Regions from separate parts of the Homo sapiens genome. Here region 1 is linked to region 2. A link is a loop called in an ENCODE intact Hi-C map of the cell type or tissue named here. Cell type or tissue: IMR-90. All regions are shown on one strand. Each heading gives the region's core, and the rest is flanking DNA. Links, peaks and the distances in the headings are about the cores only. Region 1 holds the start of TRIDDENT (TRIM28 interacting DNA damage repair enhancing non-coding transcript). Region 2 overlaps TRAP1 (TNF receptor associated protein 1).

Region 1 (12,627 bases), core at 5,542-8,041, 260 kb before region 2:
GCTGTACCCGGCCTGGTTGTTGCATTTTAATGTACTGAGCCAAGCACCAGGCTCCAGGGACACTGCTACTAGGTGGCCTGTCCTTGGCTCTGATGCAGGCGCTTCCAGGAAGAATGGGCTGCAGCTCTGTGCAGCCTGCCTGTGCTGGGCCAATGTCAGCTCCCCTTGCTCGAACAGGATTGGCCAGAACACGCCCTGTGCCTGCGAGCAGCCTTGAATGCCACTGGGGATTTGAGGTTTAGGCGTCCCGTTCCTTGAGCAGGAACCTCTGCAGAAAGGCAATTAGAAGAACAAAGTGCCCTCTCCCTGACGGTCTGTCTCCCTCACACCAAAAAGGAAGGTGAAGCTTCCTTTTTAAGGAGACCCCTTTTTAAGAACCACGGGGTAGCTGTGGTGGTTCACGTCTATAATCCCAGTGCTTTAGGAGACCACAGTGGGAGGATCACTTGAGCCCAGGAGTTTGGAACCAGCCTTGGCAACAGGGGTTGGAGGCTGCAGTGAGCTATGATCATGCCACTGCACTCCACCCTGGGCAACATAGTGAGACCCCATCTCTACAAATGATATAAAAGGCACCTGGGGGTGGTGGTGCGTGCCTGTGGTCCCAGCTATTCAGAAGCCTGAGGCAGGAGGATCGCTTGAATCCAGGAGTTCAAAGCTGCAGTGAACTGTGATTGTGCCATTGCACTCCAGCCTGGGCACCAGAGCGAGACCCTGTCTCTTAAAAAAAAAGAAGAAGAAGAAACATGTATGAGATAGAGCGCTGCAAATCTGGTTCCAACTTTCTCTGTGATTTTGCTGGAATTTGTTCAACACTGAGCTCACAGACAGCAGTGAACCAAAACTTGTTTTCTTTGGACTGCTTTGAGCAAAAATAGAAGAAAGGGGCTCATTTTTTTCCAGTGATTTTTTATTTTTCATCAATAGTGCAGATCCAAAGTAAGTATTTATTCACTGGCCTGATTTCCCAATCTTTTAACTTAGAAGTATGATTGCCAGTTTCCTAGGTTTTTAAGAATACGCTGAAAACAAGCTGCCAAGCTTAGGAGCCGAGAACCATAGAAAGTTCTGTCCATGTGCTTGGATCAGATTTCCAGCACAAACTGTGATGTGTACATCGCTTAACTCGGAGTCTGACTTTTGTTAGCTGTTGTTGGATGAACAGGTGTGTGCAGCGGATGAGTAACATGATACAAAGAGAGGTTGTACTTCCGCTGGGAGGAGAATGGGCATTTGGGTTTTTGTTGTTGTTGTTGTTTAATTTCAGCCCAACTGTTTAGAAAGAAAATTCTTGCTGTCTTTACCACTTTGTGCTGCACAGGGAGGTGGGAAGGAGGATGTTAGACGTGCGTATTAACAAATGCTCTTATGGCTACATTTTTTGGTCCATGCAAAAAAAAAAAAAAAAAAGTTCGTCTTTTTTTTATCCAGTTATCAAACTTGTGTAAAAATAAGAAAGTATATCCTTAAATAGAATTGTGCCCTGGAAGGAACCCAGATGGCTCTCTTGAGATTAAAATAGTCATCCCAGCCGGGCACGGTGGCTCATGCCTGTAATCCCAGCACTTTGGGAAGCCAAGGCAGGAGGACTGCTTGAGGCCAGGAGTTTGAGACCAGCCTGGCCAACATGGTGAAACCCCCTCTTTACTAAAAATAACAAAAATTAGCTGGGAGTGGTGGTGGGTGCCTGTAATCCCAGTGACTCGGGAGGCTGAGGCAGGACAATCACTTGAACCCAAGAGGCGGAGGTTGCAGTGAGCCGAGATCACGCCATTGCACTCCAGCCTGGGCAACAAGAGCGCAACTCCGTCTCAAAAAAAAAAAAAAAAAAACTTAGGGACATCATTCTCAGTTTTTTTTAAAGGGTACTAGTTTTAGTTTTGATTTACCAATTTATGTTTCCGAGACGTTTTTTCAATGAAGTGAGTCACTTTTGAACTATTGTGAGGCACTCATTCTAATTTCATGGCTCTCAGTTTACAGGAACATAACATTTGATGCCAATGAAATTCATTAGAATTCTGCGCTATCCTGTGAACTGCGTGCCCATCTGTCTTGTATGTGTTTCCAGGGGTGGCTTACAATGGTCTTCGCCATGTACTGGATGGACGTGTACTTATTATGAATCCTCACACCCTGAGACCCAAGAGGATCCCTCGTAAAACAAGGCCATATCTGATTTGGATTAAAATCCCCACGGAGAACCTGATGTCACCCAGGAAAGTGCACGTCTCCTTGCGTGCTCTTGAGAAACGGTTGAGAAAACAGTCCTTCCAGCTCAGTAAATACCATTTTCTTTCTGTCTGCTCACCACCCTTGCATTTGCAATAAACCTGACAAAAACTTCCAGAGCGAAAATAAGAATGTTCATATTTGAAGGAGATGTTGGCAGACGGCCACAGACTTCAAGTACGCAAGCTCATTCCGCTCTTGCTTTTCTGCCAATAACTCCTTGGCCTCCGCGCACTCTGCACAGGCGGGGCCTGAGGACGGATCATGATCGTGTCCGATGATCACGGACCCGCCGGAGACTCTCAATGGAGAGGCGATGAGTCACAGCCAAGCGAACTTTCTCTGCTCCTGAACAAATTGCTTCTCCTCGTCGTCCCACTCCAAACCTAGAGGTGGGACAACCCCAGCATCCTGGGCGTGAACGCACCCAGCTTGATTGTCACATGGGGAATAGAGACCTCGCGCCTGCCTGGCATAGGCCAACCCAGTAATGTTCATTTAAAGCTGGCTTTACTAGTCCTTCTTCCACAATGAGAGGTGACCCTTCACTTCACCGAGAAAGGAAGGAAGAAAGGTAGGTGCAGGGAGGAAGTGGTGGGGCGAGGGGAGATGGCCTGAGTGGGGGTGAGAAGGAACGAGAAACAGGAAGGAGTCAAATGCCTTTACTGCTTTTAAAGTGGATTTGACGGCCAGTAGGATTACAGGCCGGGCGCGGTGGCACACATCTGTAATCCCAGCACTTTGGGAGGCCAAGGGGCGTGGACTTGAGGTCAGGAGTTCAAGACCAGCCTGGCCAACATGGTGAAATCCTGCCTCTACTGAAAAATACAAAAACAGGCAGGGTGTGGTGGCACACACCTGTAATCCCAGCTAGTCAGGAGGCTGAGGCACAGGAATCGCTTGAACCCAGGAGGCAGAGGTTGCAGTGAGCTGAGATCACGCCACTGTACTCCAGCCTGGGCGACAGAGCGAGACTCTGTCTCAAAAAAAAAAAAAAAAAAAAAAAGAATTAAGTTCGTCTCACCTTGTCCAAAAGCCATGGACACAGTTGAGATCACCTCAGGAGACCAAGGGACCAGCTCAGCAAGGGCAGGCCCCTCCCCACAACAACGGGTCCTGGAATGTTCCAGAAACATTTTAAAAATTGTGTTGTATGATATTTGTCAACGAACTCAGCCTCTACTGTCCCCACTCTTCTCCTGGTTGGCTGGACACAGCCGGACCCTTGGAAAGTGGGTGGGGGTAGGGAGAGTGGTCCCAGGAGTAGGGCCAAGGGCGGGAGGAAGGGGCTGATGACAGAGGCTATAAATAGCCAGGCAGCTGCTTGGCAGCTGGTGCAGGGAATTGTCTGGACGAGGGGATGGCGTCCAGGAAGGGAACAATGAAACGGCACCGGTCAGAGAGCAAACAGAGAAGGAGGCGGTGGGGTGAGGGCGCAGAGTCGCTCTGGTCCTTCCTCCCCGACTGGTGTGACCCTGCGCTTTTGGGGGCGCAGAGGGGAACCCTGGACAGCTCTGGAGGCAGCAGAGGGAGCCTCGTGCTTCACCTCCTTGGCCCAGAACCCACATCTGGCTCAGGACTGGACAAAAGAAAGACAGCCTGTCACCTAAGCTTTTGCATCGGAGGAGTCTGCCTGCTGGGGCGGTCGTGTTGTTTGCGCGTCAGTGTGGGCAATATTTTTAAACCCTTTAAGTTTTTGTTGGGGTGCAACTTCCATCAGTAAAGTGCACGTAGCTCGGTGAGTTTTCACACACTGATGCACCCATACAGCTATCACTCCGAACAAGATATACGACGTTTCTAGACGCTCAGCAGACTCCCTTTGCCGCCCAAGGGTCACCTCTGTTTCCATCACTGTCATCCTAGATTGCGTCTTCCTTTTGACTTCGGGGTTGAGTCATATCACAGAAATCATGCAGTAAGGACCGTTCTGTGTCTGGCTTCTTTCACTCATCAATCCGCCTAGGAGATTCCTCCCTGCCGTGTGCAGCAGAATTTTGTTTCTTTTCATTGCAGCATAATATTTCATCGCGTGAAGAGGCCATGATTTCTCCGTTCCGCTGAGGATCGATTGAGCTGTTTCCAGTTTGGGGCGCGATGAACAATGCCGCAGTGAGGATTCTTGTCAGTGCTGGCGTATCTCATGATAGGTTTGGAAATAAATTCTGATGGGAATTAAAACTGGTGTAACCTCTATAAAGGGCCATTTAGCAAGAACTGTCAAAATGTAAAAAACATGCGCCCTTCTGGGAATTACTTCTACAGATCTGCCCGAACATGCAAAATGTCTCATGCACCAGGTTCTTCTTTGCAGCATTTGTTTGCAAAAGCTGAGGTGTAGCAACAACCTAAATATCCATCAATAAATATTTATCCATCCATAGACTAGAATACCAGGCAGCCACCAGAAGGAATGAGAAAGCTCGGTACCAGCAGGACCTCCAAGTTAAGTAAAAAAGCAAGATGCTGAACAGTACATATAGTTCTCCACCATGTAGATTAAAAAGGGACGGAATACATTTGCTTGTATTTGCATAAAATATCTATGAGTATAGTCAAGAAATAGATAATATGATCTATGTATGCGGGATGCGGGGAAGGAAGATGTTTCCGTGTATATTCCTTGGTAATCGTTGAATTTTAAGCCATATGAATGCATTGTCTACTCAAAAACTCAATTTATTGTGAAAAGACTAAAAACCACTGAACTGTACACATTAAAATTCTATGGTATGTGATTTAGATCTCAGTGAAAAATATATATTGAGGATGGGCGAGGTGGCTCATGCCTGTAATCCCAGCATTTTGGAAGTCTGAGGCAGGTGGATCACTTGAAGTCAGGAGTTTGAGACCAGCCTGGCCAACATGGTGAAACCCCGTCTCTACTAAAAATACAAAAATTAGCTGGGCGTGGTGGCGAGTGCCTGTAATCCCAGCTACTCAGGAGGCTGAGGCAGGAGAATCGCTTGAGCCTGGGAGGAGCCAGAGGTTGCAGTGAGCCCAGATCACACCACTGCACTCCAGCCTGGGCAGCAGAGCGAGACTGTCTCAATAAACAACAACAAAAAAAATTACATTTAAAAAAACTTAGGCTATGGGGCCCAGCGTGGAGGCTCACACATGTAATTCCAACATTTTGGGAAGCTAATGCCGGAGAATCGCTTAAGCCCAGGAGTTCAGGACCAGCTTGAGCAACAGTGAGATTCCATCTGTATATTAAAAAAAAAAAAAAAAAAATTAGCCAGGCATGGTGTTGCTCACCTGTAGTCCCAGCTGCTCAGGAGGCTGAGGTGAGAGGATCACTTGAGCCTGGGAGTTCGAGGCTGAGGTGAGAGGATCACTTGAGCCTGGGAGTTGGAGGCTGAAGTGAGCCATGAGGGCGCCACTACACTCCAGCCTGGGTGACAGAGTGAGAGCCTGTCTTTAAAAAACATATAATAATAATAATAATTAATAATTAAACAAATAATAAGGCTTAGACTAAGAGGGAAGGCAGAGCACACTCAGGTGCATTCGGCCTTCTGGATGCTACCAGGGAATGCCAGACCTCCGGGAGAAACAAGAACCCACGTGTTCTCAAGGCGCCCAGCCCAGCCCAACCTGTGGCCCTCCAGAAACTGTCGTGGTCATCCTCCATTCACCTGTCTGTTCATTCATCAACTCACCCTTCAGATAGCTGCAGAGGACCTATGATCACCAGGAATCTCCCCATGAGCAAACTATGGGGCACTGGGAAGACGGTGGCCACAGTTAGAGGTGGGAGCCGCACAGGCAGATGGAACCGCAGTGGCCGCAAGCCCTGGAGGATCTTCGGCCGTCCGTGCTGGCTTGGAAGCCCTCCTGGGTTTCTTTACACGGACTTAGGGCTTTGGGGACTCTGGCTGGGGTGACCTCGACCTGTGCCGAGCCTCCAAAGATTCCTGTAGGCGCTGCACCCCGAGCGGAGACTGCAGCTCGGCCTCCCTGCGTCTGCACTGCCTCCCCTGCTGCAGGGGTGTCCCCAAGGGCCTGGGCCGTGCTCCTCCTACCGCAGCTCCTGGTCCTGGCGCCTCCTCCATCCAGAGACACAAGTGGCCCCTACGACTCCAGCACCAGACCTGATCTCAAGCACCAGGCAATACTCATTAAATCAAAATGTGCTAGAACCGGAAGGAATAAATCTCACTGTGATGGATTCCTGGGGTTCCAACAACCCCTCAGCAACCAGTATATTAATTCTAATAAAATGTTCTAAAATTCAGTAAAATGCAAGGAATCCCATTTTCCAGGAAGGCATATAAAGGCTCAGGCATATGTAAGGCACAGAGGGAGTGACGGCCAACCTGGGAATTAGACTAAGGTTTCTTTCCTCTCTGTGCCTTGATAGAGAATCCACCTCAGTTCCAGAACTTGCATCAGAAACAGGGTCCTCTTCCCACACCCCACTTCTCGGGGAGGGCTCAAGCCGCATCTGCCTCTGGAAGCAGATATCCGTGACTATTATGACTCCTTGGAAGGCAGCCAGGCATGAGCCTGTGGCTTACATTCCTTAATGCTCAAGCACATTCCTTCGTGTTCAAGTATACGTGTGGTTGGCTCGAGCACAGAAGCACAGAGCTGAGCAAAATATTCAGCGCCTTTTTCAGAGAACCCTGGCTGGTGCTGGTGGATGTTCCTGCCCCTTCCTCCACCATGAACATTTTTAAAAATTAAGGTGAGTCTGGGCACAGTAGCTCATGCCTGTAATCCCAGCACTTTAGGAGGCTGAGATGGGAAGATCCCTTGAGCCCAGAAGTTTGAGACCAGCCTGGGCAACACAGTGAGACCCCATCTCTACAAAAACTAAAAAATTAGCCAGGCAGGGCATCGTGTGCCTGTAGCCCCAGCTACTCAGCAGTCTGAGGTAGGAGGATCACTTGAGCCCAGGAAGTTGAGGCTTCAGTGAGCCATGTTTGTGACGCTGCACTCCAAAAAAAAAAAAAAGAAAAAAAGAGGCCAGGCACAGTGGCCCACACCTATAATCCCAGCACTTTTGGGAGGCTGAATTGGGTGGATCACCTGAGGTCAGGAGTTCGAGACCAGCCTGGACAACATGGTGAAACCCCATCTCTACTAAAAATACAAAAATTAGTCGGGCGTGGTGGCAGGTGCCTGTAGTCTCAGCTACTCGGGAGGCTGAAGCAGGAGAATCGCTTGAACCCAGGAGGGGGAGGTTGCAGTGAGCCGACATGGTGCCACTGTACTCCAGCCTGGGCGACAGAGTGAGACTCCGTCTCAAAAAAAAAAAAAAAGAAATATGAAATGTCCAGAAAAGGCAAATCTATAGAGACAGAAAGATCAACGGTTGCTGGGGCAAGGGAGGAGAACTGTCACAAGTTGAGAGTAAAATTTTTAGGATGGTGGAGATGTTCTAAAAATTGGATCATGTTGGTTACATGACTCTACAAATTTACTAAAAGGCATTGGTTATACATTGAGAGTGGGTGAATTTTACTATATGTAACTATATCTAAAAAACATTGTAAAAATAAAAAAGTAACCTGCAAGGTAGTAAGGCCGAGATGAAACAGTTGGCAATAGGATAATTATTTTGTAAGTTGGGTGATGGGTAACAGGATTCATTATACTATTATTTTGGTTTATATTTGAAATTTTTCATTATACTAAGTTTAAAAAATTAATACTTGCTCCTCTGTGCTTCCAAACACCAAAATACATGTGATCCCATGAAATCCCAAGCACGCTGTATTGGTGTCATTTACAAGCCTGCCTTTCTACCGAGTTAGTGAGTTTCCTACAGGCCGGGATGGTTTCCCATTATTTGCTGCTTTTTTGTATTTCTTCCAGGATCTGACTTTGAAGCCTGGCAAATAGATGTTAATTGAATAAGTTATTTAAGTAAAATGGGGAGAGGAAAAAAAAGAAATATCTAGTAACATACAAAAGATCGTTTTCCAAAAGCTAACTCAAGTTTCTTGAAAGGAAACCTTTCCAATTCTCAGAGCTTTGAGAGACCATCTTACTTCCATGTATGTTTGGCTGTTGCTTTTTTGTTTGTTTTTGGAATGTCCTGCTTTAGGGAGAGCTGCCATCAGTAGAAGCATGAGGAATGGATCCCTTGTTCTATTTTTTAAAAAATAATTAAAGAACTCTAAATGAAGATAATGTTGAAGAAAATTGGATTCTTCTTCTTCTTCTTCTTCTTCTTCTTCTTCTTCTTCTTCTTCTTCTTCTTCTTCTTCTTCTTCTTCTTCTTCTTCTTCTTCTTCTTCTTTTTTTTTTCAGATGGAGTTTCACTCTTGTCTCCCAGGCTGTGGGTGCAATGGTATGATCTCAGCTCACTGCAACCTCCGCCTCCCAGGTTCAAGTGGTTCTCCTACCTCAGCCTCCCGAGTAGCTGGGAGTATAGGTGTGCACCAACATGCCCAACTAATTTTTTATTTTTTAGTAGAGACGGGATTTCACCATGTTGGCCAGGCTGGTCTCAAACTCCCGACCTCAGGTGATCTGTCCGCTTCAGCCTCCCAAAGTGTTGGGATTACAGGCATGAGCCACCGCCCCCAGCCTGGATTCTTCTTGATTAATTTTTTTTTTTTCCTGAGATGGAGTTTCGCTCTGTTGCCCAGGCTGGAGTGCAGTGGTACAATCTCAGCTCACTGCAACCTCCACCTCCCAGGTTCAAGTGATTCTCCTGCCTCAGCCTCCCGAGTAGCTGGGACTTGAGGCCTATGCCCCCACGCCTGTCTAATTTTGTATTTTTAGTAAAGACGGGGTTTCACCATGTTGCCCAGGCTGGTCTCAAACTCCCGACCTCAAGTGATCCACCTGCCTCAGCCTCCCAAAGTGCTGGGATTACAGGTGTGAGCCACCGCGCCTAGCCAACATTTTGTAATGTCTCAAAGTCCTCATTGGGGGTCTCCTCTCCCATCACATTGAGATAGGAAGTGGGACTTGATTCCTGATGCAGACCAAATTGACGACCAGCTAAAACAGGGACTGGGTGGAAGCAGATTTTCACAAAACACGCCCACCAGTGCACCGGGTCGGTTTACCGCGGCCATGGCAACATCTGGGAGTTACCACCCCTTTCCATGGCAATGACCCAGCACCCAGAAGTTACCTCCCTTTTCCTAGAGTCTGGATAATCTGCCCCTTAATTTGCATGTAATTAAAAGTGGGTATAAATATGATGGCAGCACTGCCTCTGAGCTGCTACTCTGGGCACACTGCCTATGGAGTAGCCCTGTGTGGCAGGGAGCAGTCCCTCTGCTGCTGCTGGACACTGCCGCTCCAATATAAGTTGCTGTCTAACACCACCGGCTCGCCCTTGAATTCTTTCCTGGGTGAAGCCAAGAACCCTCCCAGGCTAAGCCCCAATTTGGGGGCTCACCTGCCCTGCATCAACATTAACATAGAAAATACACTTATTTGAGTCTGTTCTGATAAATTTCCTGTTTTTTAAAATATGTGATTTTTGTTGCCAACTGACAGGGAGAAACAGGAAAACTTTGAAGAATCTTCCAGATTTGCCTAACGCAGATGTGCATGACCTGACAAGATAGATGTGCCATTTGGACCCTTTCAAGAGCAGACAGAATGGAAGGGAGGTAATACAGATCAATTACAGATGTGGGTTGCTTTATTTTTTTTTTTTTTATTTTGAGGTGGAGTCTCGCTCTGTTACCCAAGCTGGAGTGCAGTGGTACAATCTCATCTCACTGCAACCTCCGCCTCCTGGGTTCAAGTGATTCTCCTGCCTCAGCCTCCCAAGTAGCTGGGATTACAGGTGTGTGCCACCACGCCTGGCTAATTTTGTATTTTTAGCAGGGACGGGGTTTCACTATGTTGGCCAGGCTGGTCTTGAACTCCTGACCTCAAGTGATCCGCCCAACTCGCACTCCCGAAGTGCTGGGATTACAGGCGTGAACCACCGTGCCCAGCCTGTGTGTTGCTTATTGACACCTGAGAAAGTCGACATAAGGCAATTCCGTCATTGTGTGAACATCACAGGGTGCACTTACACAGACCTAGATGGCACAGCCTACCACACACCTAGGCCACATGGTGTAACCTATTGCTCCTACGCTACCAACCTGTACAGCTTGTTACCCCACTGAATACTGTAGGCAACTGTAACAAAATGGTAAGTGATTGTGTATCTAAACACTTCTTTATCATTATTATTATACCTTAAGTTCTAGGGTACATGTGCACAATGTGCAGGTTTGTTACGTAAGTATACATGTGCCATGTTGGTTTGCTGTACCCATTAACTCGTCATTTACATTAGGTATTTCTCCTAATGCTATCCCTCCCCCCTCCCCCCACCCCATGACAGACCCCAGTGTGTGATGTTATCTGCCCTGTGTCCAAGTGTTCTCATTGTTCAATTCCCACCTATGAGTGAGAACATGCAGTGTTTGGTTTTCTGTCCTTGTGTTAGTTTGCTCAGAATGATGGTTTCCAGCTTCATCCATGTCCCTGCAAAGGACATGACGTCCTCCTTTTTTATGGCTGTATAGTATTCCATGGTGTGTATGTGCCACATTTTCTTAATCCAGTCTATCATTAATGGATATTTGGGTTGGTTCCGAGTTTTTGCTATTGTGAATAGTGCCGCAATAAACATACGTGTGCATGTGTCTTTATAGTAGCATGATTTATAATCCTTTGGGTATATACCCAGTAATGGGATGGCTGGGTCAAGTGGTATTTCTAGTTCTAGATCCTTGAGGAATCGCCACACTGTCTTCTACAATGGTTGAACTAGTTTACACTCCCACCAACAGTGTAAAAGCATTCCTATTTCTCCACATCCTCTCCAGCATCTGTTGTTTCCTGACTTTTTAATGATCGCCATTCTAACTGGTGTGAGATGGTATCTCATTGTGGTTTTCATTTGCATTTCTCTGATGACCAAACACTTCTAAACATAAAAAATGCACAGCACAAATACAGTATAAAAGATTAAAAATGGGCCGCACAGTGGCTCACGCCTGTAATACCAGAAACTTGGGAGGCCAAGGCAGGTGGATCACCTGAGGTCAGGAGTTCGAGACCAGCCTGGCCAACATAGTGAAACTCTGTCTCTACTAAAAATACAAAAATTAGCTGGGCATGGTGGTGGGCACCTGTAATCCCAGCTACTCAGGAGGCTGAGGCAGGAGAACCGCTTGAACCTGGGAGGCAGAGTTTGTGGTGAGCCGAGATTGCGCCACTGCACCCCAGCCTGGGCAACAGAGTGAGACTCCATCTTAAAAAAATAAAGATTAAAAATGGCACACCCGTATAGGGCACTTACCATAAATGGAGCTTGCAGGACTGGAAGTTGCTCTTGGTTAGTGGGTGGGTGGTGAGTGAATGTGAAGGCCTCAGACATGACTGTCCACCACTGTAGACGCTATAGACACTGTATACTTAGACCACACTAAGTTTATTTCAAATTTGATCTTTTGGCTGGGCACAGTGGCTCACGCCTGTAATCCCAGCACTTTGGGAGGCCAAGGCAGGTGGATCACGAGGTCAGGAGATCGAGACCATCCTGGCTAACACGGTGAAACCCCGTCTCTACTAAAAATACAAAAAATTAGCCAGTTGTGGTGGCGGGCGCCTGTAGTCTCAGCTACTCGGGAGGCTGAGGCAGGAGAATGGTGTGAACCTGGGAGGCAGAGCTTGCAGTGAGCCGAGATCTCGCCACTGCACTCCAACCTGGGCAACAGAGCAAGACTCCATCTCAAAAAAATAAAATAAAATAAAATAAAATAAAATTTGGTTCTTTCTCTTCAGTAATAAATTAACCTTAGCTTACTAGAACTTTTTTACTTTATAAACTTTTTAATTTTTTTAACTTTTTTACTTTTTTGTAAAAAAGTAAAACACAGCTTAAAACACAAACACATCAAACACATTGTACAAAGATATTTATTTTCGTTATGTCTTTATTCTATTAGCTTTTTTTTTTTTTTTTTTTGAGATAGGGTCTCACTCTGTCATCCAGGCTGGAGTGCAGTGGCACAGTCTTGGCTCACTGCAGGCTTCATCTCCCAGGCTCAAGCGATCTTCCAACCTCAGCCTCTCAAATAGCTGGGACTACAGATGCACATCACCACTCCCGGCTAATTTTTGTATTTTTTGTAGAGACAGGGTTTCGCCACCTTACCCAGGCTGGTCTCAAACTCCTGAGCTCAAGCAGTCCACCCACTTCTGCCTCCCAAAGTGCTGGGATTACAGGTGTGAGCCACTGCACCTGGCCCTATTAACTTTTTTCTTCTTCTTCTAGACGGAGTCTCATTCTGTTGCCCAGGCTGGAGTGCTGTGGCGCGATCTCGGCTCACCGCAACCTCCGTCTCCTGAGTTCAAGCAATTAATTCTCCCTGCCTCAGCCTCCCAAGTAGCTGGGATTACAGGCGCCCACCA
Region 2 (12,627 bases), core at 4,829-7,328:
CTGTAGTCTCAGCTACTCGGAAGGTTGAGGTGGGAGGATCACTTGAATCCGGAGGGTTGAGGCTGCTGTGAGCCAAGATCACTCTACTGCACTTCAGCCTGGGCGACAGAGTGAGACCCAGTCAAAAAAAAAAAGAAAAAAAAAATTAGCTAGGAGTGGTAATACACGGCCTATAGTCCCAGCTACTCAGGAGGCTGAGGTGGGAGGATCACCTGAGCCCGGGAAGGTCGAGGCTGCAGTGAGCTGTGATTGTGCCATTGTGATCCAGCCTGGGCAACAGAGTGAGACCCTGTCTCAAAATAGTAGTAACTTACACCAGCCAGTTATTGCTGTGGTGTTTCCTGATGGTGTGCTTTCTGTTTTCTGCCATTCCTTGTGTTTATTCATTGGAATTCTGCTGTGATGAAGAGCTGCTGCTCCTCCTCTGTTTAAGTGTGCACCGATGTTTGCTTGATTTGCCGGGTCACAGCTTACAATCCATTATTGTCGTTCGTTATTTTGCCGCACAGATTGTCCTAGATTCTGCCACTGGGAGCCCTTCTGGCTGGGCTGTGTGTTCTCCTGACACACCCCGTCCTTTCTCGTCCTTCTGCACACCACTGGGTGTCCTAGGCTCCTCTGTGTGCTCCGCAGGGATCTCTGGTTCCTGTTTTTGGAGAGAGGTATTCACAAACCAAGATCTGGCTGCCAGGTAGGGTGACCAGCCGTCCTAGTTTGCCAGGACAAAGGCTTTCCCTGGGACGTGGGACTTTAGAGTGCTGAAACTGGAACAGCTTTTGGACTTTGCTCTCTGTAGCCTAAGTGGGGGGTCATCGCGCCTGGGCCCTGTCACGCGTCAGTGGACAGAGCTGGGAAATGTGTGTGTGTAAATGTTCCGGTATTGATTTCTGCATCCAGTCTGTACACATGGCAAAGGTTGTGAGCCTGTACTGATGCCTGTACCTCCAGTGCCGCCCCGCAGGGTTTATTCCTGCCCCTTCCTTATCAGTGACTTTTCTTCAACTGTGAGGACCCCAACTCAGTAGCCACAATCAGCTTTTCCGCTTGATCTTGGCACATGCGTAAATCGGGCTCAGACCTGCTGACTCCGCAGGGGACACATCTCCTGCCCGAGCCTGGTGATGGTGTGCTGTCCTCTGAGGTTAGTTTTACAGTAACAGTCAAAGTGCTATTTTCTGAAGTCTCTTAGGTTAGTTCTTCTTTCAGAGTGGTGATGTCATCGTCACAGCTCTGCATATTTGCTGTTTGTATTTCATTTTGTGTTCATGTGCGCCCTGTTTTGTTTTCACGGTTTCTTTTTCTTTTTCTTTTTCTTTTCTTTTTTTTTTTTTTTCGAGACAGAGTCTCACTCTGTCGCCAAGTCTGGAGTACAGTGGTGCGACCTCGGCTCACTGCAACCTCCACCTCCTGTGTTCGAGCAGTCCTTCCACCTCGGCCTCCCGAGTAGCTGATAACTAGAAGTGCGCCACCACGTCTGGCTAAGTAATGGTTTGTTTTTTGAGTATGAGAAACCTGACCATGGTTCTAAGAGAGACATACGAAAAGATGTATGTGGAAGTGTCATGTTCCCTCAGCTCTGCCAGCCCTCTCCCCTTCCCGCTTTCTTTGCATTCTCTGTACATATGCTGGTTGGGGGTTGAATTGTGTCTCCCCACGAAAGATGTTGAAGTCCCAGCTCTCAGTACCTGTGAATGTGACCATATTTGGAAATAGGGTCTTTGCAGGTGATCAAGTTAAGATGAGTTCACTTGGGTGGGCCCTAATCCAGTATGACTGTGTCCTTATAAAATGGGGACATTTGAACAGACAGACATGTGTAGAGGGAGAAGGGCAGACGTCCTGAAGGGAAGACACAGGGAGAAGATGACCACCCACAAGCCAAGCAACGCCAGAGGCTGCAGAGGCTGGAAGAGGCGCAAACAGACCCTCCCTCCCAGCCTCAGGAGGAACCAGCCCTAGTGGCACCTTGATCTTGGACTTCTTGCTTCCAGGACTGTGAGAGAATAAGTGTCTGTTACTGTAAGCTACCGGGTTTGTGCCACGGGGAGTTTAATACACACCTCCTGTAGGTAACCAAGCTGTGGGGTTTGAAGGCCGGGTACAGTGGCTCATACCTGTCATCCTAGTGCTTTAAGAGGCCAAAGTGGGAGGATTACTTGAGTCCAGGAGTTCAAGACCAGGCTGGGCAACAAAGAGAAACCTTGTCTCTATTTTTATTCTTTTTTAAAAAGAGGCCAGGTATGGTGGCTCACGTCTGTAATCCCAGCACTTTGGGAGGCCAAGGTGGGCAGATCACTTGAGGTCAGGAGTTGGAGACCAGCCTGGCCAACATGGTGAAACCATGTCTCTTTTAAAAATAAAAGCCAGGCATGGTGGTGCGTGCCTGTAATCCCAGCTACTAGGGAGGCTGAGGCAGGAGAATCGCCTGAACCCAGGAGGCAGAGGTTGCAGTGAGCTGAGATCATGCCCCTGCACTCCAGCCTGGATGACAGAGCGAGACTCTGTCTCAAAAAAAAAAAGAGAAAGATACGTTCGCGTCCTCATCCCTGGTACTTGTGAGTGTGAGCTTATTTGGGTCATTTCAGATGTATCAGGTTGTGATGAGGTCACACTGCATGGGGGTGGGGCCTAACTCCAGTATTCCTGGTATCCGTATAAGAAGAGGGAAATCTGGACACAGCCAGGACTCACATAGAGAAGAGCTTGCCATGTGACAAGAGACAGAGCCTGGAGGGTCTGCAAAGCATGAAACACCAAGGATGCCGGCTACTGCCAGAAGCTGGGGAGAGGTGCGGGATGGACTCTCCCTCGGCACCTCCAGTGGGAAGCACCGCTGCCCAGAACCTGGGACCTTTTTTTTTTTTTTTTTGAGACAGAGTCTCGCTGTCTCACCCAGCCTGAAGTGCAGAAGTGCGGTAGTGTGATCTTGGCTCACTACAGCCTCAACATCCTGGGCTCAAGTGATCTTCCCACCTCAGCCTCACAAGTAGCTGGGACTACAGGTGCACACCACTACACCTGGCTAGTTTTTGTGTTTTTTGCAGAGATGGAGTCTCACTTTCTTGCCCAGGCTGGTCTTAAACCCCTGGGCTCAAGCGATTCTCCTGCCTTGGCCTCCCAAAGTGCTGGGATTACAGGTGTGAGGTTGTGTGCCTGGCTCAGAACTGTGGACCTTTTTGAAACTGCCTAGTTTGTGGTGCTGTGTTTCAGTAGTCCTAGGAAACAAAATACACAGTCACATCAGTTTCTGGTTTATCCTTTTTGTGTTTCTTTTACACAAATGGTGAGAAACACTGATATGCTCTGTGGGCAGGTGTTGGCACTTGGACACTTCCCTCCTGTGCCCCCAGGGCTGGCTGTGCTTTGGAAGGAGGCACAGAGACTTCAGCACCCTGGTTTGATGTAGACTGTTCGCGAACTCCTCTAATGCCAAATACCATTTAATTCCAGAAGAAATGTCCCGGGATTTTTTTTTTTTTTTTAACTGTACGAATAAAGTGAACAATGCAATTACATGGGCCCAAATAACTGGATGTTTACATGGTTTGGAATTTGAATACTTTCTGAATTGTGGTAGATGTTTTTAAGGTATCTGCATAGAGATAAAGACAGGCTAGGGTTGGCCGGGCATGGTGGCTCACGCCTGTAATCCCAGCACTTTGGGAGGCCTAGGTGGGTGGATCACCTGAGGTCAATAGTTCGAGAGCAGCCTGACCAATAAGGTGAAACCTCGTCTCTACTAAAAATACAAAAATTAGGCATGGTGGCTGGTGCCTGTAGTCCCAGCTACTTTGGAGGCTGAGACAGGAGAATCGCTTGAACCCAGAAGATGGAGGTTGCAGTGAGCCGAGATCACTGCACTCCAGCCTGGGCGACAGAGCGAGACTCCATCTCAAAAAAAAACAAAAACAAAAGGCCAGGTTTGTGCTGTTTGTAAGTCCAGGAATAAGCCTAAAGAATAGGCAAGTTTTGGCTGGGCACGGTGGCTCATGCCTGTAATCCTAGCACTTTGGGAGGCTGAGGTGGGCAGATCGCCTGAGGTCAAGAGTTCGAGACCAGCCTGGCCAACATGGTGAAACCCTGTCTCTACTAAAACTACAAAAATTAGCTGGGTGTGGTGGCAGGCGCCTGTAAACCCAGCTACTCGGGAGGCTGAGGCAGGAGAATCGCTTGAACCCGGGAGGTGGAGGTTGCAATGAGCCGAGATTGCACCATTGCACTGCAGCCTGGGCAACAAGAGTGAGACTTCATCTCAAAAAAAAAAAAAAAAAAAAGGCAAGTTTTTGTACCTTTTAGGAGTATGAAAGTTGATATGTTAATTTTTTTTTTTTTTTGAGACAGAATGTTGCTCTGTCACCCAGCCTGTAGTGCAGCGGCACGATCTCGGCTCACTGCAACCTCCACTTCCCAAGTTCAAGCCATTCCCCTGCCTCAGTCTCCCGAGTAGCTGGGATTACAGGTGCCTGCCACCATGCCCGGCTAACTTTTGTATTTTTAGTACAGATGGGGTTTCTCCATGTTGGCCAGGCTGGTCTCGAACTCCTGACCTCATGTGATCCGCCTACCTCAGCCTCCCAAAGTGCTGGGTTTACGGGCGTGAGCCACCGCACCCCTGGCTGATATGCTGATTTTTAAAACCTTGATTCCTGGATATTCTGTTGTCTTTCCTTTCTACTTGTTACAAATTTGTGAAGAACAGGAGAGGCTCCCAGTTAGATGCGGTTCATTTAGGCTTAGACTTTGACACGGCGTGGCTGGCTGGCCACATATCCTTGACACCATCACGTATTGCAAATCTACTGACCAAGGCAGGGTCCTGGTATGTGGTCCCTGGGGTCAGTGGGTGTTGGTGTTGGGTCGGTCCAGTCCTGTGTTGGAGTGAAAGTGTCTGGTTTCTGGGCCTGCGTCGGTGAACTGCGTGCGGCTGGGGACACATTGGCTGCTTTCCTCCCTCGCTGGGCTCTGCCGGCAACTTTCTCAGCCCACTGGACTGAGCAGGAAGTTACAGAAGACAAGTCTCCTTCTTAGTTAGAAGGTAGAACCCATCGTCAGCTGTTTTTCAGTTTTTAAAGTACACAAATTTTTTTTAAAAAATCTGTTTTGGATGAAAAAGCAATGGGAAAGAATCAACTTTTAGAAGATGAGACAGTTTCAGAATATTAACATTTAAATATTTGGATCCCTTTTGGGAGGATTTTTTTTTTGCTTGACTGTCAAGAGCAAAGAAGTGTGGCCCATCGGGGGCTTCTGCAGGGGCTGCGAGGGTCGAGACAGGTTTCAGTTTGGTAGGTTGATGCGAGGTGTCACCCGTGAGGCGAATGTGGGAAGTGCTGTCAGCAGGCATCTGCCAGCTGGGCATGGTGGCTCACGCCTGTCATCCCAGCTCTTTGTAAGGCCAAGGCGGGAAGATGGTTTCAGCCCAGGAGTTCGAGACCAGTCTTGGCAACATAGCAAAACCCCATTTCTACAAAAAATTTTTTAAAAAATTATGGGGGCATGGTGGTCTGTGCCTGTGGTCCCAGCTACTCGTGAGGCGGAGGCAGGAGCATTGCCTGAGTCCAGGAGGTTGGGGCTGCAGTGAGCTGTGATCGCAGTGACAGAGCGAGACCCCCTCTGAAAAGAAGGCAGCAGCCCACCCCCTCCAGTTTCGCTTCTGCGGTTCTGAGAAGACACAGTATCTTACACTGATGACATCTGTGAGGGCTCCTTGCCAAAACCACACCCTGACACTGTGGCATTTGGTCCTGTGGATTTCTCTTTCAGCAACAGCCCGACTTAGAGATGTCCACGCTAGCTTCTGCTAGACACCCTTGATGGGACGAATTACCATATTGTTTCTCGTGTCTTCCTAATTCTCATTCTTTCTGCATATTTGTCTTTTCAGGAAAACCAATTCTGTGTCCTCGGAGGACCACAGCCCAGTTGGGCCCCAGGCGAAACCCAGCCTGGAGCTTGCAGGCAGGACGACTGTTCAGCACGCAGACCGCCGAGGACAAGGAGGAACCCCTGCACTCGATTATCAGCAGCACAGAGAGCGTGCAGGGTAGCCTTGGCTCGTGCTTTGGTCTGGGAGGGCTTTTTGGTTCACTGCTGTGCGTAAAGGGGCATTTTCAGGGTGGAGGCAGTGATTGGTAGAGCCACCGCCTTAGGTGTGAAATCAGAAGGTCTTGGCTGTAGGGAGTGCTGCGCCCTCCATTTCTGTCCCAGCGAGGGACTTCTGCCAGTGTCGGGTGTGTCTTGCCCCCTCTGGTGGCCACCCGTGAGTTTGCCGTCCGGCACCTCCCCTGAGTGGTGATTCATGGCACATCTGCTAATAATCATGGAAGCGGGAGGGGAAACTCAGCATTGGCCCAGTCTGCGCAGGACCGAATTCTGGAGCTGTCTTTTCATTCCCTCTGAAGTATAAAAAAGCAGTCTTTGGAGCCAGTCCTGAAGTGGCTCCATTTCTGGCTTTTAAGTGGGTCGACAAGAGTAGAATCTTTGAAGTTAAAAAGAGAAGTGAGGTTTTCTTGTTATTTTGATTTCTAACTAATTAATTTGGAAACCGCTTTTTTGAAGAATATAGTCCAGGCACAGTGGCTCACACTTGTAATCCCAGCACTTTGGGAGGCCGAGGCAGGAGGATTGCTTGAGGCCAAGTGGTCGAGACCAACCTGGGCAAGATAGACCCTTTCTCTACAGAAAAAAATTAAAAAGTTAGCCAGGCATGGTAGCACACACCAGTGGTTCCAGGTACTTGAGAGGCTGAGGCAGGAGAATCGGTTGAGCCCAGGAAGTTGAGGCTGCAGTGAGCACGATCCTGCCACTGCATAGCAGCCTGGGCAACAGAGCCAGATCCTGCCTCTAAAAAAAAAAGAAAGAACATATAATCTGGTTCTTAGAGGCAGTCCAGTTCTCGTAACCATGCACATTGGGAAACCAGGCTCAGCATTCCCTCGACATAGCCCGAGGCATGTCTGGCCTCAGCAGTGGGAGGATTTGTCCTGCCCTGAGACCTCCTTTCTGAGAGACTTTTTGTTTTGTTTTGTTTTGAGACAGGGTCTTTCTCTGTCACCCAGGCCGAGTGCTGTAGTGCAATCATGGCTCACTGAAGCCTCGACCTCCCTGGCTCAAGTGATCCTCCCACCTCAGCCCCCTGAGTCACTGGGACCACAAGTGTGTGCCACCACCGTCAGCTACTTTGTGTATTTTTTGTAGAGATGGCGGGATCCCTCTGTGTTGCCCAGGCTGGTCTTGAGCTCCTGGGCTTAAGTGATTCTCCTGCCTTGGCCTCCCAAAGTGCTGGGATTACAGGCATGAGCCATGGTGCCCAGCCAGACTTTGTTTCTGTCTGCTTCTTTCTTTTTGTTCATGATCTTAAATGTGTGGGAGGCCGAGGCGGGCCAATCATGAGGTCAGGAGATCGAGGCTATCCTGGCTAACATGGTAAAACCCCGTCTCTACTAAAACTACAAAAAATTAGCCGGGCGTGGTGGCAGGCACCTGTAGTCCCAGCTACTCGGGAGGCTGAGGCAAGAGAATGGCGTGAACCCGGGAGGCAGAGCTTGCAGTGAGCCGAGATCGTGCCACTGTACTCCAGCCTGGGTGACAGAGCGAGACTCCGTCTCAAAAAAAAAAAAAAAAAAAAGTTTAAAACTCATAAACTTAAGCTTTCTTTGGAATGTGACGTAGCGTATTCTTGCACAAAAATAGAAGTTAAACTTTGTTGGTTGTGTCTGTGTTTCATTACTAGGTTCCACTTCCAAACATGAGTTCCAGGCCGAGACAAAGAAGCTTTTGGACATTGTTGCCCGGTCCCTGTACTCAGAAAAAGAGGTGCGTTCCCTGCTAACCATGCCCGATGCTAGCAAAGTTTCTTTTCACAAAGCTGGTTTTTATGCCATTCTGGAGAATTGCCAGATAATATATTAGCTGTGAGAAAGCATTAAACTTTGGACAGGTCCTCATCTTAAGCTACCAGTGAGAGGAGTTTTACCAGAATCTGTTTTGGTTTCCTGGATAAGTGTATCCAGATGGTTCTTTGGGCTGGATCAACTCTGGGAATTAATTGAATTTTGCCAATAATTTTAAAAGTTCCCGAAATACAGGCCTGGTGTGGTGGCTCATGCCTGGGAACTCAGTGCTTTGGGAGGTCGAGGCAGGAGGATCACTTGAGCCCAGGAGTTTGAGACCAGCCTGGTCAACACAGCAAGACTCCGTCTCTACAAAAAATTTAAAAAATTAGCCAGCTATGGGGGCACTGACCTGTGGTCCCAGCTACTCAGGAGGCTGGGGTGGGAGGATGACTTGAGCCTGGCAGACTTTGGGGCTGCAGTGAGCCATGATTGTGTTACTACACTGACCTGCACAACAGAGTAAGACCCTCTCTCCAAAAAAAAAGTCCCCCAAATCCTAGCGTGCAGCTCTGCTGAATTCCGTCTCTGTGGAGCTTTGGATACGCTCTGAGGCCCCTTTGCCTGGTGGGACTACCTGCAGGTCTTGGCGGCTTTGGCTGCCGGAGGAAGAAGGTTCCCCAGTCCTGTGTGTATGGAGCAGGGAGGAGTTACTGAGGAAATTAAAACGCATTTGGGGCCAGGTGCGGTGACCCACACCTGTAATCCCGGCACTTTAGGAGGCCAAGGTAGGAGGATTGTGTGAGTCCAGGAGTCTGAGACCAGCCTAGGCAACGTGAAGAGACCCCATCTCTATTAAAAAAAACCCCGCAAAACTCATTTGGGGTGACAGGACAAGGAAAAAGAAAGATGAAGGCCACCATCGTTGACATGCTGATTATTGCTGGAAGGCAAAGGAGAGTCCTGAAGAAAGTTTGTAAAGCAGCAGATTTCAAAGCTCAGAGGGCCTTCTAGGAGCTGTTTCCGGGTTTCGTACTGATGAGTGCTGCATTCCTGACTCCCAGTGACCTCCAGCTTCCGCCCAGATCAGCCACCGCTTCCTCTTCACCTATGTGCTCTTGCGGACTTAATTTTTCTATTTTTAATTGTGTGGGTTTTTGTTTTTTTTTTTTTTGGTTTTTTAATTTTTTGGAACAGGGTCTGGGTCTGACGCCCAGGCTGGAGTGCAGTGGTATGATCTCGGCTCGCTGCAACCTCCGCCTCCTGAGCTCAAGCCATCCTTCCTCCTCAGCCTCTGGCTGATATTTGTATTTTTTTGTAGAGACGGAGTTTTGCCGTGTTGCCCAGGCTGGTCTTGAACTCCTGGGCTGAGGTGATCTGCCTGTTTCAGCCTCCCAAAGTGCTGAGATCACAGGTGTGAGCCACCACACCCGGCCTCTCTCACTGATTTTAAATGGAAGGTCTGTTTGAGGTCAGTGTGCTTTTCAGCTCCTGAGGGACAGCTGGGCCCTGAGGCCTGTTTTTCTCCGGGTGTGGTAGACCTGGTGTTTGGTGGTCCCCACTAGATGAGATGAAGCTAGGGAACCTGTTTTTGTGGAGTAGGAGTGTATTAGTCCATTTTCACGTTGCTGATAAAGACATACCTGAGACTGGGCAATTTACCAAAGAAGGAGCTTTAATTGGACTTACACCTCCATGTGGCTGGGGAAGTCTCACAGTCATGGTGGAAGGCAAGGAGGAACAAGTCCCGTCTTACATGGATGACAGCAGGCAAAGAGAGAATGAGCAAGACACAAAAGCAGAAACCCCAAAAAACTGTCAGATCTCATGAGACTTACTCACTACCACGAGAACAGTACTGGGGAAACGGCCCCCATGATTCACTTATCTCCCACCAGGTCCTTCCCACAACACGTGGGAATTATGGGAGTACAATTCAAGGTGAGATTTTCGTGGGGACACAGCCAAACCATATCAAGGAGAAATGGATGTTTGAGTGATATGCCGTCATCCCTGTGCAGGAGTTGGGAAAGAAATTGTTCCTCGCAGGCCTCTTTTGTTTGTTTTTTTGAGACAGAGTCTCTCTCTGTCGGGGCTGGAGTGCAGTGGTGCCATCTCGGCTCACTGCAACCTCCGCCTTGTGGGTTGAAGCGATTCTCCTGCCTCAGCCTCCTGAGTAGCTGGGATTACAGGTGTGTTCCATCACGCCCAGCTAATTTTAATATTTTTAGTAGAGACTGGGTTTTGCCATGTTGGCCATGCTGGTCTTGAGCTCCTGACCTCAAGTGATCCACCTGCTTCAGCCTCCCAAAGTGCCTGGATTACAAGCATGAGCCCCCAACCCCAGCCAGAGGGCTCTTCTTAAAGTTATAATTAACAGATGGACACGTAACTTCAGGCTTGATTAAAAATCCTGAAAAGGGCCAGGCACCGTGGCTCACGTCTGTAATCCCAACACTTTGGGAGGCGGAGGCACAACGATCACTTGAGCCTGGGAGATCAAGACCAGCCTGGGCAACATAGCGAGACCCTGTGTCTATAAAAATTTTAAAACAATTAGCTGGGTGTGGTGCATGCCTGTGGGCCCAGCTACTTAGGAGGCTGAGGTGGGAGGATTGCTTGGGTCCAGGAGGTTAAAGCTGCAATAAGCCGTGATTGCAGCCTCCAGCCTGAGTGACAGAGTGAGACTCTCAAAGAAATCCTGAAAGGAAAGTCAGCACCTTCAGTCACTTTGTGACCGGCCCAGAGGAACTGCCTTTGACTAAAGCAGAAACTCTTTATGCTTTGAGAATTGACTATTCTCCTCTACCTTTTAACAGTTATTGGAAGTGCAGCTGACCAGATAGATCCTGCAGGATGAGTGTCCTTCATTGTCTGTGCCTCCCATTTCTATTCCTGTAGGTGTTTATACGGGAGCTGATCTCCAATGCCAGCGATGCCTTGGAAAAACTGCGTCACAAACTGGTGTCTGACGGCCAAGCACTGCCAGAAATGGAGATTCACTTGCAGACCAATGCCGAGAAAGGCACCATCACCATCCAGGTACCTCCCTCAGTGTCCAGGCGTGTGGCAGGCCCGGCCATGCAGCAAGGACAGGATCCGCCTTCTAGTGATGTCTCGGGTCCCAGGGACGTACTGGCCGTCCGTACCACCAGGATAACTCTGGCTATAATTTAGTGTTACAGTAGCACTCATTCATTATAGAAAATTTTGGAAAAGCAGGTAAGCAGAAAAGAAGAAAATTTGAAATCACCCCATCATCCAGCAATAACTACTGGTAACATCTTAGCATATGGCCACACAGGGTTTTGGTATATGCAGGTATTAACATATCTAAACATATCTTATTTTTAATGTACTCTTTTCATATTTTTAACTGCGTTTTCCCCTCAAAATGCCGACGAAGCAGTGCTGTGGCTGCTGCTGTAGCCTTGTGGAAATTTTAAGGCTGAAAAGTTAGGCCAAAGAGGATCAGGTAGGGGCCCTGAGAGACATTGCATCCAAAGACAGCTGCCTCAGGACCTGTCATCCCAGGGTCACGGCGTCATTGCGGGGGTGTCTGTCTCTGTGGAGAGGTGGACAGACTGGCCTCGGTGGGATCTGAGTATTCCCTTTTAGGGTGCTGGCTTGCTCTGAAGGTCATGCCACATAAATGAATGCAGGCACGCGTGAATGAATGGACTTGTGAAGGGATGGCTGTTTTAATTAAAGGAGGGGCTTTTGTGAGGTGTCAGCTTTACGCACTCCCTCTTGGGTTTAGAGAATCCAGACTGAGCCCCGTGGTACGTGCCAGCTGTTTGTCATAGCCCTTGGTCATAAGGATTGGGTGGGGAGTGGGTTTCTTCTCTCCCTGCCTTTGCTGAGCTGGCCTGGCTGTGGAATGGGCCCTGTGGGCAGGGCTGCAGCGCCCTGTGCTTTCCTCCTGTTTTCAGCACAGAGGTTCCTTGCAGATGATTGAAAATGGATGTGCTGGGGCAAGGGGTCATGGGGACATGATTCTTGGTCTTTAGCAGAGGGGCCAGTCCTCATGTGCCAGTACTTCCTGGTACTAAGACCATTTATGTTACAATAATGATTTTTGGTTTTGTCTTTTGTCTTCTTTTTTCTTAAAGAACAGTTCTAGATTTACAGAAAATTTGAGCAGGTAATTTAGAGCTCCATTATATCCTTTGGGACCCAGTTTTTCTATTCTCAATAGCCGATGGGAGCGTCATGGTCCATTTGTTTCATCTTTTTTCCTTTTTTTTGGAGACAGAGTGTGGCTGTGTCGCCCAGGCTGGAGTGCAGTAGTGTGATCTCAGCTCACTGCAGCCTCCGCCTCCCAGGTCCAAGCAACTCTCGTGCCTCAGCTTCCTGAGTAGCTGGGATTACGGATGTGTGCCATGATGCCCAACTAATTTTTGTATTTTTAGTAGAGATGGGGTTTCACCACGTTGGCCAGGCTGGGCTTGAACTCCTGCCCTCAAGTGATCTGCCCGCCTTGGCCTCCCAAGTGTTAGATTACAGGCATGAGCCACCATACCCAGCCCATTTATTACAATTAATTAACTAATATTGATAGATTATTCTTACCTAAAGTTTTAGAAAAGGAAGCTTTCTTGTGGGGTCTCAGAGGTATTATGCCATTCCATCTCATCTACTGATATCTCAGCTACATTGCTTTTTGTTATTTTTAGGGGATTTTCTAGGGAATAAAATATGCAGCCTTAATTTATCACTGTCTAGCTTGAATTGATATTTAACACTTCATTGTAAGAATCTTACAACAGTATCATTCCGGTGGCAAAATCATCTT

The links. Hi-C counts contacts between places; a loop is a spot of excess contacts. Peaks named below come from ENCODE experiments on the same cell type or tissue, not always from the same donor. Only the 100,000 strongest peaks of a DNase experiment are listed, where the experiment ranks them.
Region 1: it touches region 2 in a loop (5-fold over the local background); 5 of 110 quality-filtered maps call a loop at or near these places.

What each region holds. Positions count from the first base shown.
Region 1 is chr16:3,940,451-3,953,077 of GRCh38, reverse strand. TRIDDENT (TRIM28 interacting DNA damage repair enhancing non-coding transcript) reads left to right here and starts at 2,634. Exons shown (of 2, transcript NR_120311.1): 1 at 2,634-2,806; 2 at 4,249-5,469. In IMR-90, for the core only: no CTCF peak of the experiment used is centred there; a DNase peak (open chromatin) is centred at 6,737; H3K27ac peaks cover 1,314 bases.
Region 2 is chr16:3,684,243-3,696,869 of GRCh38, reverse strand. It overlaps TRAP1 (TNF receptor associated protein 1), which reads left to right. Exons shown (of 18, transcript NM_016292.3): 2 at 5,885-6,043; 3 at 7,733-7,815; 4 at 10,734-10,874. Among named protein-coding and RNA genes, the nearest start is that of TRAP1, 27 kb to the left of the region's middle. RefSeq lists an enhancer at 150-650. In IMR-90, for the core only: a CTCF peak has its summit at 6,255 (motif pointing left); a DNase peak (open chromatin) is centred at 6,289.